Linked DNA regions of Homo sapiens: region 1 is linked to region 2. The links are chromatin loops, found by intact Hi-C in ENCODE. Cell type or tissue: endothelial cell of umbilical vein. All regions are shown on one strand. Each heading gives the region's core, and the rest is flanking DNA. Links, peaks and the distances in the headings are about the cores only.

The links. Peaks named below come from ENCODE experiments on the same cell type or tissue, not always from the same donor. Only the 100,000 strongest peaks of a DNase experiment are listed, where the experiment ranks them.
Region 1: a loop joins it to region 2, with 11 times the contacts of the local background. A loop is called at or near these places in 11 of 110 quality-filtered maps.

The regions. Positions count from the first base shown.
Region 1 is chr16:72,396,410-72,404,755 of GRCh38, reverse strand. The region is part of intron 7 of LINC01572 (long intergenic non-protein coding RNA 1572); the gene reads left to right. Among named protein-coding and RNA genes, the nearest start is that of PMFBP1, 230 kb to the right of the region's middle. In endothelial cell of umbilical vein, for the core only: a CTCF peak has its summit at 4,273 (motif pointing left); a DNase peak (open chromatin) is centred at 4,275.
Region 2 is chr16:73,875,594-73,883,939 of GRCh38, reverse strand. It overlaps a transcript of ZFHX3 not described here. Among named protein-coding and RNA genes, the nearest start is that of PSMD7-DT, 340 kb to the left of the region's middle. RefSeq lists a silencer at 4,996-5,290. In endothelial cell of umbilical vein, for the core only: no CTCF peak of the experiment used is centred there; a DNase peak (open chromatin) is centred at 5,119.

The sequences.
Region 1 (8,346 bases), core at 39-8,038, 1.5 Mb after region 2:
ATGTAGGTAAGTACAGCTGGGCTCCTCCCATGCATTGAGAGGTACTCACAGGCTCAGCCCTAAGCAGGCTTGCACTGGGCAGGTTTTCAGAAAAAAGCCATGCCCAATTTATTGTTGCTTATCCAGCAATGACCAAGAATTATGGCATCAGAGTATTTAAATAGTGACAACAAAGAACATGCTGGGGCTGCTGGGTTCTCCTTGTTTCAATAAGGATATCTTGTGCCAGTGACATTAGTAACAGCTGTAAAGAATTCAACTGCTTGGTTGACTAGTCAGAGGATGCTTACCAGAACTGACCTGTAAGTCTGAATAAGCATCCTTAGAGGTCTTGAAGTTGTCAGCAAAGCAAACATCCTGGGGAGAAAATAAAGCATAGAGACATTTAATTTGAAAATTAAAAGGAATATGACATTATTATGTATCTTAGGCTTATGATAACAGATGTGTGTATACACATATAACAAACATTATATATGGACTGCAAAGTACTTGAAAATGATACCATATCAACAACTGTGCACTTAAAAATTCTGAATAAAGAGCACAGATACTAAGTAGAGACAAATTTTATCCATGAACAATCAGTCCAGGAAAGATTCCTGAAGTTAACTTCTCAGCTGGATTTTGAAGAGGATGAAGCCTATGTATCTTTATGGATGAAAGAGGGAAGTGATATAAATTCTAGGCTACCAAGCCAAAAAAAAATCAAGTTGAATTTTATTTATTTAATTGTAGAACAAATGATCAGCAGCAGAAGTCTCCCCACTGACCCCTAGCCACACACACACCCTTTTTTAATGATCTGCCACTCATCACAGTAATGAAGATGTTCTTTAGGCAATGTTATACCATATGGCCTAAAAGCTTAGAAGGCAAGAAAAGTCAAACCTGAGAATAGCAAACATAGTGAGCAGCTGAAGTGGAATATCTTTTATGGAAATAAACTCGTAGTTAATAAAACAGTAGTTCTAACAATGAAGTACCTTGAGTAATAAACTTACTGATTAATACGTAGCCAATGGGATACTTGAACTGAAGAATAATATTGTACAAATAATCTCAAAGTTTAGTTGGTGTACGAAAAGTCAGATGATGAGAATTTTCTAGCGCTTCCTTCTGCAATCATCTACACATGAGATAGTTAAGGCCAAATGATACAGTTGGCTGTATCCCCACCCAAATCTCATCTTGAATTTTAGCTCCCGTAATTCCCACGTGTTGTGGGATGGACCGGGTGGGAGATAACTGAATCATGGGGAGGATTTCTCCCATACTGTTCTCGTGGTAGTGAATAAGTCTCACGAGATCTGATGATTTTATAAGGGGTTTCCCCTTTCACTTTGCTCATTCTCTTGCCTGCCGCTATGTAAGATGTGCCTTTTGCCTTTTGCCTTTTGCCTTTCGCCTTCCACCATGATTGTGAGGCCTCCCCAGCCACGTGGAACTGTGAGTCCATTAAACCTCTTTTTCTTTATAAAATGCCCAGTCTCGGGTATGTCTTTATCAACCGCGTTAAAACAGACTAATACACCAGAGATCTGGGAAGTAGAGGAATTGGAAGCTGGGAGTAGGAGTATGGGGAGACCAAAGTTGTTACAAAGAAGTGATTAGCAGAATTTTTAATTGTAAGTTAAAATAGCAGTAGGGAAAAAATGATACCACAGCTTTCAGCCTGGAAACACTCAAGATGTTGTTGATAGTGATGGGGAAATTAGTGAAGATGACTCTTCGGGGAGATGGACTTGTTTTTAAATATGATGTTTCAGGAGTTGTATGGCATTCAAACTGAAATGTTCCATGGACAATGGTGGAGAGAAGTATAATCGTAGATGGCAGTATGGTAGCCCAAACTTGATAACATCTGAAGCCATAAAACTTATTTAGATCCTCCAGAAGGGGTATCAAAGGAGTAAGAAACTTGGAATTTAGCCTTGAAAGTGCCCAGTTGTAGGAAATGAACTAAAGATGGACACATCAGAGAGAGTTGGAAGGAATTGTTGAATCTCTAAATTGTCATAAATCCATACAATCCATATAATAGACAATGTTATAAATTCACCTCAAAATCTACCAAAGGGGACCTCCAGTAAGCTATTAAGAACCTGAAGACAGTGTTTTACTCAAGCCAAAGCAAGAGAGAAGAGAAATAACTGTGCTGGTTTACACCGAATTACATTACAGGATTATACAGGGCTTTTCCAGACAGTATCTTGACTTCTACAACAACTTACTGAAATGATTGTTTTTATGCTCCTTGTACTGATGAGGAAGGGAAAGAAGGACTAATTGCCTAAATTTCTAGAAAATGGAAACAATGTGGAGAAACCACTGAATCTGGACAAGGAAGACATTTCCGAAAAGATTGAGTCTCTCAAATTTCACATTGTGATTGGGGAAAAATTCTTTCCACATAGGCCTTATTTTGTATTTCCTTTTTTTTTTTTTTTTTTTTTGAGACAGAGTCTCACTCTGTCACCCAAGCTGGAATGAATCTCGGCTCACTGCAACCTCCTCCCACTGGGTTCAAGCAATTCTCGTGCCTCAGCCTTCTGGGTAGCTGGGACTACAGGCACCCGCCACCACACCTGGCTAATTTTCTGTATTTTTAGTAGAGATGGAGTTTCACCATGTTGGCCAGGCTGGTCTCGAACTCCTGACCTCAAGTGATCCGCCCACCTCAGCCTCCCAAAGTGCTAGGATTACAGGCATGAGCCACCATGCCTGGCCAGCCTTATTTTAAAGATGAGAATTTCTGAACTCTTAACAATCCTTGCTGATAGTAGAAGACTTTCTGTAGTTTGTCATGGAGCAGTCTCCCATAATTCAGAGCAGTAATAAGCAAACCAAAGCATCTATGCTGTTTCAATTCTGCCAAAGTTTATTATAAGGAAGTCAAGTTCAGTGGTGAATAAACTATCTTAATATTTTATTCAAAATTCACGTATGGGCCGGGAGTGGTGGCTCACACCTGTATTCCCAGCACTTTGGGAGGCCGAGGCAGGCGGATTGCCTGAGCTCAAGAGTTCGCAACCAGCCTGGGCAACACAGTGAAACCCCGTCTCTACTAAAATACAAAAAATTAGCTGGGTGTGGTGGCATGCACCTGTAGTCCCAGCTACTTGGGAGGCTGAGGCAGGAGAATGGTGTGAACCCCAGAGGTGGAGGTTGCCATGAGCCACGATCGTCGCGACACTGCACCCAGCCTGGGTGACAGAGCAAGACTCCATCTCACAAAAAAAAAAAAAAAAAGTATGTGTTTAGCTAGAGATGTTTTATTTTGATATGACTTTGTCCTTCTGTGTGTACTATTCTTGAGGAACTTCTCTGTTTTTCCATAAACTACTAATTTAAATTGTAGATAGGGACTGTTTGTAGAAAATACCAAGGGGAAAATACATTTATAAACATAGGAAAATACAACTGTCTACCTTTCATTGTATATTTAAAGATGCTCACAATAAGCTGTAATCATTCCTCTTCCTCTTTCTAAACCCTTCTTAACATTCTCTTCAATTCATTGTACTTCTCTTTCCCAGTTACAGCACTTTTTCTTCTCCCCCCCTCCCTCTCCCTCTCCTCCCTTTTCCTCTCCCTTTCTCTCTCTGCCTCTCTCCCACTCCTCCTCTCTTCCCCCAGCCCACACCTTTCTTTGTCTCTCTTTCATTTATGTAAATCTTTCCAGGGTGGATCTACTCTCTTAGCCTGGTCCAAGTGAATCATCAAAGAATAATAGCACATTAGACAATCTCCTCAGTATGTGGCCACAAGCAGCCTCCATAGTGGGAAGATGAGATGTGGGCTGAGAGAGGCTTATTTTCTAAGCTGAATACCTCTTTTTACAGACCTAACAATTAAATATTTTTCCTGTTGTAGGCACTGGCATGTTTATAGTATATGTACATATCAATCCATTTCTTTGGTAGGACATTTAATCTATAATTCATAATTTATTCGTGGACTCCTAGACAGTCGTACCATTCACTACTAGTCTGTCCAAAAATTATTTATAATCTTTTAAAATTATTTAAATCTGCCTTTTTATAGGTGTTTTATACATTTTCCGTTAGTTAAATGACTCTGGGAAACTACTCATAAACATTGGAAATATACTCCCATATGTTATTTATCCAGATTTGCCAGTTGTTTCATTTTGTAGGCCCCAAAGACTCTAGGTCCGTGGATCCCAAACTGCGTACCAAGACACCCCTGAGCATTGCAGCCAACTCATTGCAGGGGCTCTGTGGGATAGTTTAAATTTTAGAGAGAAACACAGCGACATCTGTTGGGCATGACCTGAACTACTACTACTACTAAGCTGGGACTTCTTTTCTTTTAGCCCTAGAATAGCCCTGAAAAAAACCTATTGCAACACTAAGGGCCTCAAGAACAAAGTTTGGGAATCTCCTCTTAAAGCATTAAAATATCTTTGTATCAAATTATCATTACATTTATTTTTTTACACAATTGATCAAAATAACAAATTTATTACCCAAATTTTATAAGTAATTATTTTAAAAAGTAATTGTTTTTATCAAAAACAAAATTAAAAAAAATTTTTTAAATGCACCTCTGTTAGTGAGATGCATAAGACTTGTTTCCCCAATTAGCTCATGTGCCTGTATGTCAATTTTACTGATTGACTGAGTGAATTTTTTAATTTATATTTTTGTTTTGCTGATGTAAGCCTTGAGAAGCCTGTTAGCATAAATAAATAGATGGAAATAGGAGGAGACGTATTATAGCAGTGTCATCATTCTTTAAACTCAACTTTTGAGTGATATACCAAACATATAAGAAAAGAGTTGAGGAACTACCATACTTGTGGAAGAATGTATAGTCTAGACTTGTGTTAACCAGTAGCCATTAGCCACCTCTGGCTATTTAAATTAATTAAAATTTTAAATTAAAATTCAGTTCTTCAGTTGCATCAGCCATATTTTAAGTGTTTAATAGCCATATTTAGCTAGTACGTTTGCCAGCACAGATAATAGAACATTTCTGTCATTGTCGAAAGCTCTATTGGATAGTGTTGGTCTAGACATTCTTTCTTCTTTATTTTTTAGAGACGGGGTTCCTCCATGTTGGTCAGGCTGGTCTCGAACTCCCGACCTCAGGTGATCTGCCCTCTTCGTCCCTCCAAAGTGCTGGGATTACAGGTGTGAGCTACCACACCCGGACAAAAAAACCAGGGGGATTTTTTTTTTTTTGATATGGAGTTTTACTCTTGTCGCCCAGGCTGGAGTGCAGTGGAGCAATCTCAGCTTGCCGTAACCTCTGCCTCCCAGGTTTGAGTGATTCTTCTGTCTCAGCCTCCTCCGTAGCTGGGATTACAGGCATATGCCACCATATCCGGCTAATTTTTTGTATTTTTAGTAGAGACGGGCTTTCTCCATGTTGGTCAGGCTGGTCTTGAACTCCTGACATCAGATAATCAACCCACCTTGGCCTCCCAAAGTGCTGGGATTACAGGTGTGAGCCACTGCGCCCTGGTCTAGATATTAAAGACATCTTCTTTCTCAATACTTGCACTAATATTTTTAATTATTTTCATTTTTAGTACCCCAGAGCTTTTTCTACCCCAGAATAAATGCAGCATCGTTTTTTATTTTAATATGCATGTTATCATACTGACATCTTTTTTAGTAATTTGCCTTTTTTACCCAACTTTATGTGTTTGAAATTCACTCATTGAATATGTAGCTTTCTTCACTTGTTTTTTCTGTTGAATAGTATACCATGGTGTGAATATCCTTTATCAATTTTCACACACATGGATAGTATTTTTTCAGTTGTTTTTTGTTATTAAAACCAATGCTGCTGTGAAATTCTTGTTAGAATTCTTGTCTTCCATGGCCCATGTGCAGTTGTGTCTAGGATATATAACTAGGAGTAGAATTTCTGACTCATAGAATATTTGCATCTTCAGCTTTACTAGATAATACCAATTTGTGCTTCAAAGTGGCTATATTAATCCACACTCCCATCAACAGTAGGTAAGAGTTCTGACTATTTCATGTATTATTTCAGATTAGATTTGGCTATGCTTGACAAAAACAAAGAAATGAACAAATGAGTAACAGTAGCTTCAACAAAAGTACAGTTTATTTCTCTTCATGTAGATAAAGTTCAGAGGTAAACAACTTAGTGCAATGTGGTAGGTCCAAAATCGTTAAAGTCCAAGTTTCCTATCTTGCTCTACCATCCTCAGGGTGTGCTTTTTCACCTTAAAAGGTGAAATGTTACAAGATTGTCATTTTCTCCCTCCTCACACCATTTCTTTCTCTCTCTCTCTCCACCCCCATCCCCACTCCCTCTCTTCAATGCCTACTCCCATCTAAGAGTAATTTGGAAAGTTAGCAACATTATTCCCCTTTACCCCTGATGCTTCAATATATATTTTCTAAGAATGGGCCATTCTCTTACATAACCAAAGTACAATAACCCAAATCAGGAAATTTGACATTGTATAATACTATTATGCTTTAGCCCATATTCATATTTAGTCAGTTGTCCCAATAATGACCTCATAGCTATCTCCCACCTACTCAGTCCAGGATCTAATCAAAAGTTCAAATTGCTCCAAATTAAATTTAGCTGCCATATCTCTGTAGGCACATTTAATCTATAACATTTCCTCAGACCTTTTTCTTACTTGGCCTTGGCATTTGGGCTTGCATAATGTTTGCTCATAATTAGATTTTGATTAGGCATGTGGGGAAGAAATAGCACAGAACTGATGGCATATCCTTCTCAGCCAACTGTATCAGAAGGCTCATGATATGAGCCTATCATGGTTTGCTATAATATTGGGGTGATGATAAGTTGTATCACTTGGTTAAGGTGGTATGTGCTAGGGTCTTTCCACTCTATAAGTTACTGCTTTTCTCTTTCTAATTAATAGATAATGTATGAGTAGCTACTTTGAGACTATGTGACTATTCCACTCCTCATCAAACTTTTACCTATTAGCAACCTTTTTAAAGTATTATATGACACCACTATTCCTTTTCTATTAGTCACATTTTACTGTAAGGTAGATCTTTCCCTTCTCTCTTATGTTTGTTTGTTTTCTTGTTTATATCAGTATGAACTTACCGACACTAATTTTATTCTATAGGTTATAATCCATTATTATCATTATTTTGATATATAAGTTGTTCCAAATTTGTCAAGTAGCCCCTTTAAACTGTCTCCTATACTCTTTTGATATGTCCCCATCATTCTTTGAGCGTTTTCTCATTTGCTGGAGCAAGATATTCTAGGCTCACCTTATACTTCCCTGTACTGGTCAAAAATTAGCCTTTTCTCCATGGAGCCTAATTGCTTTTAGTAGACAGTGGCATTTTTAAACCAAAATCTGTGTACTAAGTGTGCTCACTGATGTTGGTGTATCATTGCATCTATGCTCCCTCAACTGATAGAAGTAGGAAATTTGTTTTTATAGTTCTAAAACACACTTTTTTTATATATACCTATATCTATATTTTTAATCATTACTTTAAAAGTGTTCATCTTGATAACTTTAATTCCACTTCAACATCATAGGTTAAATTCTAGTCTTCCCCCTTTCCATATTTATAACTCCTGTCTCTAACACTGAAGAAATCTGGTTTCCATTATTCTTAATGTATTTATTCATTTGCTCAAGCCTAGACACGGAAGTTAGTTTTACATTACTCACTCAGATTATTACAAAAACCCAAGCCTACTAATTAGAATTTAATATTTTGTAGTTCTTTTTTGAGATAAAATTCACATACAGTGAAATGTCCATTTTGATGAGTTTGGTTTTTTCAAATATATCTATCCATGTAATGCATGCCCCTATTAAAGTATTGAACATCATTCAAGAAAGGTTTTTTTGGGGTCCTTTTTTTACTCAATCCTCCTGATACAATTTTCTGATATATTTTTCACCATAGATTAGTTTTACCTGTTTTATAACTTTATTTAAATTGAATCATATAGTGTATGTGCTCTGTTGTGTCCAACTACCTCTGCTCAGCATAATGTCTGTGAGATCCATTTATGTTGTTTTGAGTGTCAGTAGTTTATTCTTCATTGCTGAGTAATACTTCATTGCATGAATATAATATACTATGATTAGTTTATTCATTCTCCCATTTGTGAATATTTGAGTTTCCATTTTGACTATTTTGAACAAAGCTGTTGTGAATATTCTTGTACAAATCTTTTGTATCTAGGTTTTTATTTCTCTGGTAATTGCTGGAGAAAGGGCAGGTGAATATCTAACTATATAAAAAACTATCAAAAAGTTTTCCAAAATAATTGTGCCATCTTACATACCCACCAGCAATATATAAGAGTTCGAATTGCTCTAAA
Region 2 (8,346 bases), core at 288-8,287:
GAAATTTCCAAAGTAACTTCTCCTTCTGATCAAAATTGTAGCTTTCTCCAAGTTTCTCCCCTTCTCTTTTCCTATATTTTGTGTCCTACTCACTTATGGAGACCTTGGCAGTAAGAGGCACCCTTGACTTGACCACCTCATCCTTCTAACCTTTGCTTATCTTTAGTTCTCACAGGGGCTGGGTTATAGCTATGTGCAAATTATTTCATATTTTAGGTGTCTTTTTTATAAAAATATTCACTTAGGAAATCCCTAAGGAATCATCTAGTAGCTGGCCACACTTTTCCAAAACATGTCTGTTTGTTTTCAGGTGATTTTTACCGCGCCTTTCTGGCAGATGTATTTTTGTACACGGAAGAAAGGCTGATACTGAGGTTGGTAGCAAACCTTAAGTTCTGAGAATGTGTGCACATGTCATTGTTGTCTGTAGCAACTGATTGATGTGGTTGCATTGTGCGTGTGTGTGATTGTATGTATATATCATGTCCACATTATAAATACATATTCATATACACACACACACACACACACACACACACATATATATGGCTTATGTGCTACTGTGTTTATGCACCAGCTAAACTCATTCCTGGAGTAACAGAATACACAGAGAACATAGGCTGCCAGACGTCAAATTCCTTTTGTTTAGCTGAACTTTGTATTTTCTAAGCTGAGTTGTTTCTGCAGTTTGTTATGTATGTAGAGTTTCATGTGTTAATACTGCATATTTTGAATGACATATTAATAATGTTTTCTTGATGTTCTAAAAAGTCAGCATCTTAATGTCATTCTGAAATTGCCCACCTTAAAAAAAGAAAAACAACAACCAAAAAACCACAAATATCCCAGCCTTAAGCTAATAGAAATCATGTAGTTTTTTTTTTGATGTGAAAGACTATTTTTTTTTTTAAAAAGCTTGACTAAAAATAATAATCTCAGGCATTTCAAAAAAACCCAAATCCCCAGTGTTTATAACCAAGGCCCACTGGTAGACAGCAGGGACAAGTATGTTTGCATCAAGGGAACAAATGACCCACAAGCTTCCTCTTGCAAAGTTGCCTGTTTTGGCTTCATGATTCCCATTAACTTTACATTATTTAAGTCTTTGAAAGTGGATGGAATAAACAAAATGCTGAACTTTTTTTGAGTAGTTGTTTCGGGACACTTGGCACCCAAGAAGCTTAAAAAAAAGGTCTGTCCATTAAGAATCTGGCTGGAAAGGGGAAAATGGGTGAAAGCTATCTTTTTTCATTCAATCGTGGTTGATGTGGGTAATTTAAAGTAGGATCCTGGAATTTCCAGACCCTGGCTCTATCTTCTAAGTCATTTCTGTACCTGGAATAAAATGTTGCTGTAGAAATTATTGACATAATAGTCCCCATGAGGACTCAGAGCCATCAAAGTGAAATCTCACAATAAATTCAGAGGCCACCTGGAGAACCGCGGTTAAAGAGCTTTTTAGAGATGGGAAAAAAAAAACTTTAAAAGCTTAATTCTTCTTAAATATAAGTTCACTGATCATGTTTCTGTACCACTTTCCTAGAGTTTAGTTCTTTACTTTTAGCTTTGTTAAATAATCCTTTAAAGCTTTTTTGACAGCAAAAATGCTGCATTTTGTATAGATGACATCACTAGTCCAACTCCAGCCACACTGAAAGCCAAGAGGTTACCAAGCAATAAACCTCAGTCGGGATTTCTGCGTGTCTCGGGGCATAAAAGCCTTAAAACGTGAGGTGGGTCTTACTGATCTGTGGGACAAACAGTCCTACTGTAATACCAGAAACATTATTGATCAGTTTGGGGGGAACATTTTTTTAAAAGCTAATTAGTCTTTGCCGAGTGGAATTACTAATGCCGTTTTACACTTAGCACTTAGCGGTGCTTTTCATCTTCAAAGTGCTTTGAAAACATTAACTAATTAATCATTAGCTAATTTAGCAACTGACGATAAAAGTTAAGAGACTAAGAGACGGCAGACTCCACGAGCGTTTTCTGCACAGAAATCCCTCTATATGAAGCAAAGGCAGGGAAACTGGAGGGGAGCTGCGGGGCAGGTCACCAGGTGCTAGCAATTTTAGGGGACACTGCTCAGGTAATATCTGCAGAGAACAGAAAGAAAATCCTTTAGATACACACTCTTGGACAATCTTAACAGATAATAGCCAGCTTCTTTTTTAACTTTATATATACATACGCACACACACATATATATCCCATCTCCATCTAAAATGTATATGTGTATGTATACACACACACACACATATAGCACCAACTAAGTAGTGGGAACCCTAGCAAATATCCAGAATATATCAAGATGCTGACAGTTAAAAGTGTGGTTAATAACATCAATATTTCCTAAACAGATAAAAATGGAACAGTGAAGCTATAGACACTTTCTCTTTGGACTCCAAGGGCCTGCTTAGAGTAGCAGTAACCATGGGCAGAGTGGGGGGGGGGGGCAGAGAGAGAGAGAGAGAGAGAGAGAGTGTGTGTGTGTGTGTGTGTGAGTGTGATCATTACCAGCAAACCTTCAAACCTTCCTGGGTCCAATACGACATAATCCATGAATTCTGCCCTGGAAATCAACTTAGTTTAGGTAAACCTGATGCAGAAACATAAGAGAATTCTCCTGCATGTCGTGACAGACCGAATTCTTTCCAGTGGGGCTTGTCTGCTCCGCACTGCAGCCCCATCCATTATGTGAAAATGGTTCCTTGTTTCTCTGAGATATCAGCGGACCGCACAAGCTGAGTTTCTTTAAAAATACAGAGACAGTTCATCTATAGACTTATTCTGAATGAGTGAGTATGTGTGGTCCAGCTCATTTAAAGAAAGAAACACTCCACAAAAGCCACCAGTCTTATAGAAGGTGCTACCAGGGACTGCATATTTGAAGAGCGGATGTAGTACTTTGTATTCAGTTCCTTCCCAATGCCACATACCCTTTGCCTGTGACATGGAAAAGTAAGATTTCAGAATATTAGAAAATGTCAAGTGTTAAAAATGTGTTCATACTCTTCTCGCCTATATCATCAAAGGGTTGGTAAATAAGGGGTGCAGAGACATGTCGTTTACATTTTTCAAGGTATTTTGGAAAGATTACTATCCGACTGAAAACTTTTCACCAAGCAAACTTTGATATTCTTGGTAGATGTTAAAAAGCAACAGAAATAAATAGACCAGGCACATCTAATACAGTAGATCAGTTACTGCAAAATTATTTTGTGTTCTGTTGGAGACATTTAAATGGAGACTGCACACACCTTCTGGGATGAGACTTGAGAGATTTTACTCTTAGATAGAAGCATTTCAGGTTAATACAGAGCTACACTGCTCTAAGCCTGAACTTCACTACAATTTTAACTTCACTAGCCCTCTTGAATATAAGGCCTGTGTCTCCCCAGACTCTAACTTCTTTTCTTACTTTTATCCCAATCTCATCTTTTCTTACAGAGTGATAATTTTTAAAAGCTCCACATTGAAGTTGCAAATTACGTCAAATCCTGAAATTAAAATGTTGTACTTTCCTGTTCAGATTTCCTGTTATAGGGAAAAAAAGAGTTCTCATTTAAAGATGACCTATTTTTCAGTTTATTATTTGCCTTTGAATAGTGAAGCCCCTTAATTTAAACACTTTGAATAAAATAGCTCCGCAGCCCTCTCTCCCATCCCCCATCTAAACCTCTCTGCCTGCCGGAAGATTTCATTTTGATGGCAAAATTTTTCCCTTGCTTTTTGGGGCAAATCTGACAGCGACCTTCCATGAGCCAACCTCTTCCTTTTGTTTCCTCCGGAGAACTTTCAAGGGAGGCCTTTGGAAAGGTCAGGAATGCTCATCAGCCCTGAAGTAATGGAACGTGTAGAATGGAGATTGTTACTCTCCCATTCACGCCGATTCCACCATGTTCTTAGTTCCTTTAAAAATGTTGTTTCACACACCACCATGAATCAAAGCCAGATAGAGACTGGTGAGAACTAATGTATATAAAATTGAAATTAGGATCCTATAACAGTTGTTATCAGTAGGGTGTAATTTTGCCCCCCTCCTTCCCCAGGGGACATCTAACAATGTCTGGAGACCTTGTTGATTGCTTTAACTGTGTGTGTGTGTGTGGGTGCGCCAGTGGCAAGTAGTGGGTAGAAGCCAGGGACACTGCTCACCATCCTACAGTAATTATCTGGCCCCAAATGTCAACACTGTGGAGGCTGAGAATCCCCGCTGTTTACTTACACTTATACCTATACATGGAAAATATTGGCAGCAGCTTTTAGGCAGGAACTTACTCTCTTTTTGCTAGTACTAGTGAAAACAAATTCTTATTTAATTACAGTGATAGTCCCTTCTTGCTTCTTAACTATTGCCTGCCTTAACTGGAATTGCTTCATCTAGAGAGTGGAAAATGGTGACCCTACCTCCTTCCCATTTCTCATTTTAAAAATCACAGGGCGAACCAACCAGAATGAAAGGGAAGCGTGCAAATGAGCAAAGGACATGCCGGTGGAAATGTGGGAATGGCTTACAAAACCTCGGTGAATTCTTATTCTTAAAAGGGACCTTAGATTCTCCATCCCATACCGCATAAGAACATATAAAAAGAGACTTTGTGCTTATGAAGCCGGGGGCTTGATCTGTGTCTGCTTTTTTTTTTTTTTTTCTCCACCTGCTCCTGACCACGATGGTAGTCTTTCCTATTGTGATTTTAGGTATTAAAAAAGAAAAAAAAAACCTTTTGCAGAGCAAATGCTAACACAAACTGCTTGCGAAAAATCACAAGCTAGAGATTGCAGAAAAGGACCCCAAGGTCGCTCGCTGCTGGTGATTATTTTTCTGGGTGTTGTTAACTTGGTCCTCAAGAGAAGTTGGAAGAAGCTAAAAAAGAGAGGCTTTCGCTGGAAATTAAGAAGCAAAATGCTGGGAGGAGATCTCAGAGGAAGAACATAATGATCTATAATAGGAACTGATGTTTCCACAACTATATATATATATATATATATATATCTTATCTTTTTTGAACAGTGAAGGATGTAGGACTGGATGTCTTTCCAGTTACATCTATCAGCCTTTTAAACTAGCTCTGCTGTTTCAAGTGACGTTGAACTTCACTTTTCCAGTAGATGGCATTGTAGTCTGTCCAGTGGAGAAGAGCTTCCTTGAACCAATAAGACTTAATTTTTTTTTCTTCTGAGCAGCTTCCTTGATAATGTCCCCCCTCCCTCTTGCATTAAATACTAGCTTGAGGTTATAAATAACAATCTTGTTTTCGCTAGTTACCTGTAACTCTCAAAAGATTTGACTTAAGAAAAAGAAAAAAAAAGAAACAGTAGATAATTTAATATCCCTATATCAAATGAAAAAAATATAGACTAGATCTGGGAGTATGGCATATGGATAAAATATGCAACTGTTTCAAAATGAGAGCTGATTCTGGTCTTCCTAAGTCTACTTTTCCTATTAATCCATTATGCTTATACCATTTTAGTGTCGTTGTGAAGAGAAGGCTTAAAAAAGTTTTACTCTGTGTCAAAGATTTTTCAGATACAATAGGTTCTTCTTGGCTGAACCCCTAACAAACTTTGCATCTTCTTTATTAACTGTTTTCAAACTCTCTTTATAAAAAGTAATCACCTCTCGGTTTCATGTATATTACCTGTGGGATGAACAATTGCATAATTTTTGGTGAATTATAAATATGATTTTCATGATATTCTGTTTCCTTCATTTAAAACCATTAAACCTAAAAATAATAGCACCAATCGATTGAACCAGCAAGAGTTGTCATTGCTTGATGTTAGAAAAAGGTGCCAATATGTATTTTATTATTATTACTATTATTTTGCTTAGTATTAAATGAGGGTCCCTCACTTTAAGTAGTCAGAATATTACACTGGGTTTCAACCAAAAAGAGAAATGATGGTATGGAGAAGATATATATATGTATATATATTTCTAAAAATCTCATGATGAAGCTTTCTCTGTTAAATATCTTTTTTAAATAAAGAGATTGGATATGTTAACCATTAGAATCAAAATGGATTTTCTTTTTTGGGGGGAGTTGAACTTTGAAGATGAAATCACCATGTTTGTGTATGTCTTTGTGTGTGTTTTAATAGAATCTGAGTTGTCCCTGAAGAATCCTTTTTATCTGTGAGGCTTCCATGTTCTCTTTTTAAAAATATTTTGCTAAAACTTTAATTTTTTTCCTCCGAACAAAATCCTCTTTCCACTGAATATAATCTATATTTCCCTGATAGTCATTTGGTAATAATATTTGACTTCCATTTATCAATACTGTTTCTTTCTATTATTTTTAATCACAAGATTATGAGCTGTGTATTTAGTTATTATTTAAGCTAAATGGTGTCTTTGGCTGTTAGCTCAAAAAGATAATGTCCCAATATCAGGATTAAGTTTTCATCTGTATCAACTGGCTTAAAAATACCCAACTTGATTCCTTTTGAATTAACTGAGTCTTATTTTATTATATTTTTTCAATATCACCAATCACCATAGTAACCACTAGCTGTCAGTTCAGCTTCTGACATTTTTCTCATTTGGTAAGATTTCAGAATTGCCATCCTCCCTGCCAACATGTCATGAACAAGAAAAAAAAATTGCATGAAGAATCTAATGGGTGTCTGGTCTGATTGTCCTCATTTGTGGCAGGAAAGACAAAAACTGATGAATTGTGAAATGTATTCAGAGGGTTCAAGGAAGCAAGTGCCTGGGACCCCCCCCCGACCTAACCCCCCGAACCCAACCATCTCGTTTCTTTTTGTTATGCTTGATGCACCATACATGCTTATTGTGACACTTGGGTTTGTAGAAATTTAAGATTAACAATTTTTACATTCACCCTGCTGATCTCTCTCCCTTACCTTGTTGTTGTTGTTTTTTTTTTTTGAAAGTCATCATTAAAAATAAAGTTACCAGGGCTCGTATTTAGCATGATTTCTCACTCGTATCATAGATTTTTTAGTAAGTCCAAATTGGCTTCACAATATTTAAGATGTGCTTGCAAATGTACAACTCTGCGTGGGAGCCAGATGTGGACCGTGAACCCACACGGTGGGTTTTGTGTCTGTGTGTGAAGGTGGTGGAGAAAGGACATTAGACCCATTTGAAAAAAGAAACAAAGCTCATTCTAGACCTCTTCTAGGGGGTTGTTTTACATGGTTAAGAAAAGTAAGAGAAATGCAGTCTTTTCTAGTTCTTTCCAGCATTCTGGTTTAACAAATGAGTAGGGAAAAAAGCCTATGCTAATGAATTCCTACCCCACATATCCAACTGGGGAGTTGATTAAAGGAACTATTTCTATACTCAAGTATTTTCTCCCTTTTGGTTTCCAGACTTATTTTAGCAAAAAGCAAAAAAAGAAAAGTGATAATGTACTTTAGCTAATGTAAACATACAAATTATTGAATATATGTTACTGATAGGATACACACATATACCCCATATGTGGATCTTATCACTGACACTTAGGCATGACATTTAATATGCATGTGGTCTGAATACAAGTAAATGTATTAAATATATTAGCCTGTGTCTGCATGCATACAGATGGTCATCGTGTTAACATACTCTTTAGCTGCCTAGGTGTACATGGGTGTGGTAAAACTTACGTGTTTTTCCAGAGGTTTTGTTTTTGAGCTAGATCAGTCTTAGAGGATATTTTTTTCATGACTGTCTACAAATTCAGACTCAGCAGCAGGAACTCATTCCAGAAACATAAACCTGATTTGATAAGCAGCTGCAGAATTCAGTGCCTCTTTACTAACGGGTGGACAACCCCAGGATCACGCATGCAGGGATTGGGATGTTTCCATTTCATGTTTCATACGCTGTGGCTTTAGCTCCTTTTAAAAAATTCAGACACTGGACGGTTTGGGGTCGTGTTGTAGAATTTATTGCAGATTTTTATGTACCAGTGTATTTAAATATTACTATGGCTAAGAAGGAATGGAAAGGCCCAGTGAAAAATATCTCCATTAAGGACCAAAGTCTCTTAATTTAAAAAGCAAAATCATGTGTATATATTTGATGCCATTTATATGAATATTAAAATATTTAATGTTCGGTGTAGGTGGATTGATAACATGGTTTTGTCATTGATGATTAATGGTGTGCCAGAAATATACATGCGTAACTGCATACATATGTATCTGGCTATCAGATGTGTGTAAAATAAGCAATCCGGTTCATCATGCTTTTGTTATTTGATTCTTTTTAAATTTAAGCACTTTGGAGAAACCAAATGAATAATGCCAGAATGTTTGCTGCTATTATTATGAACAAATATAACCCTTGAGAAATAACTAGAAAATTGATATCGAATCTCAGGGTAT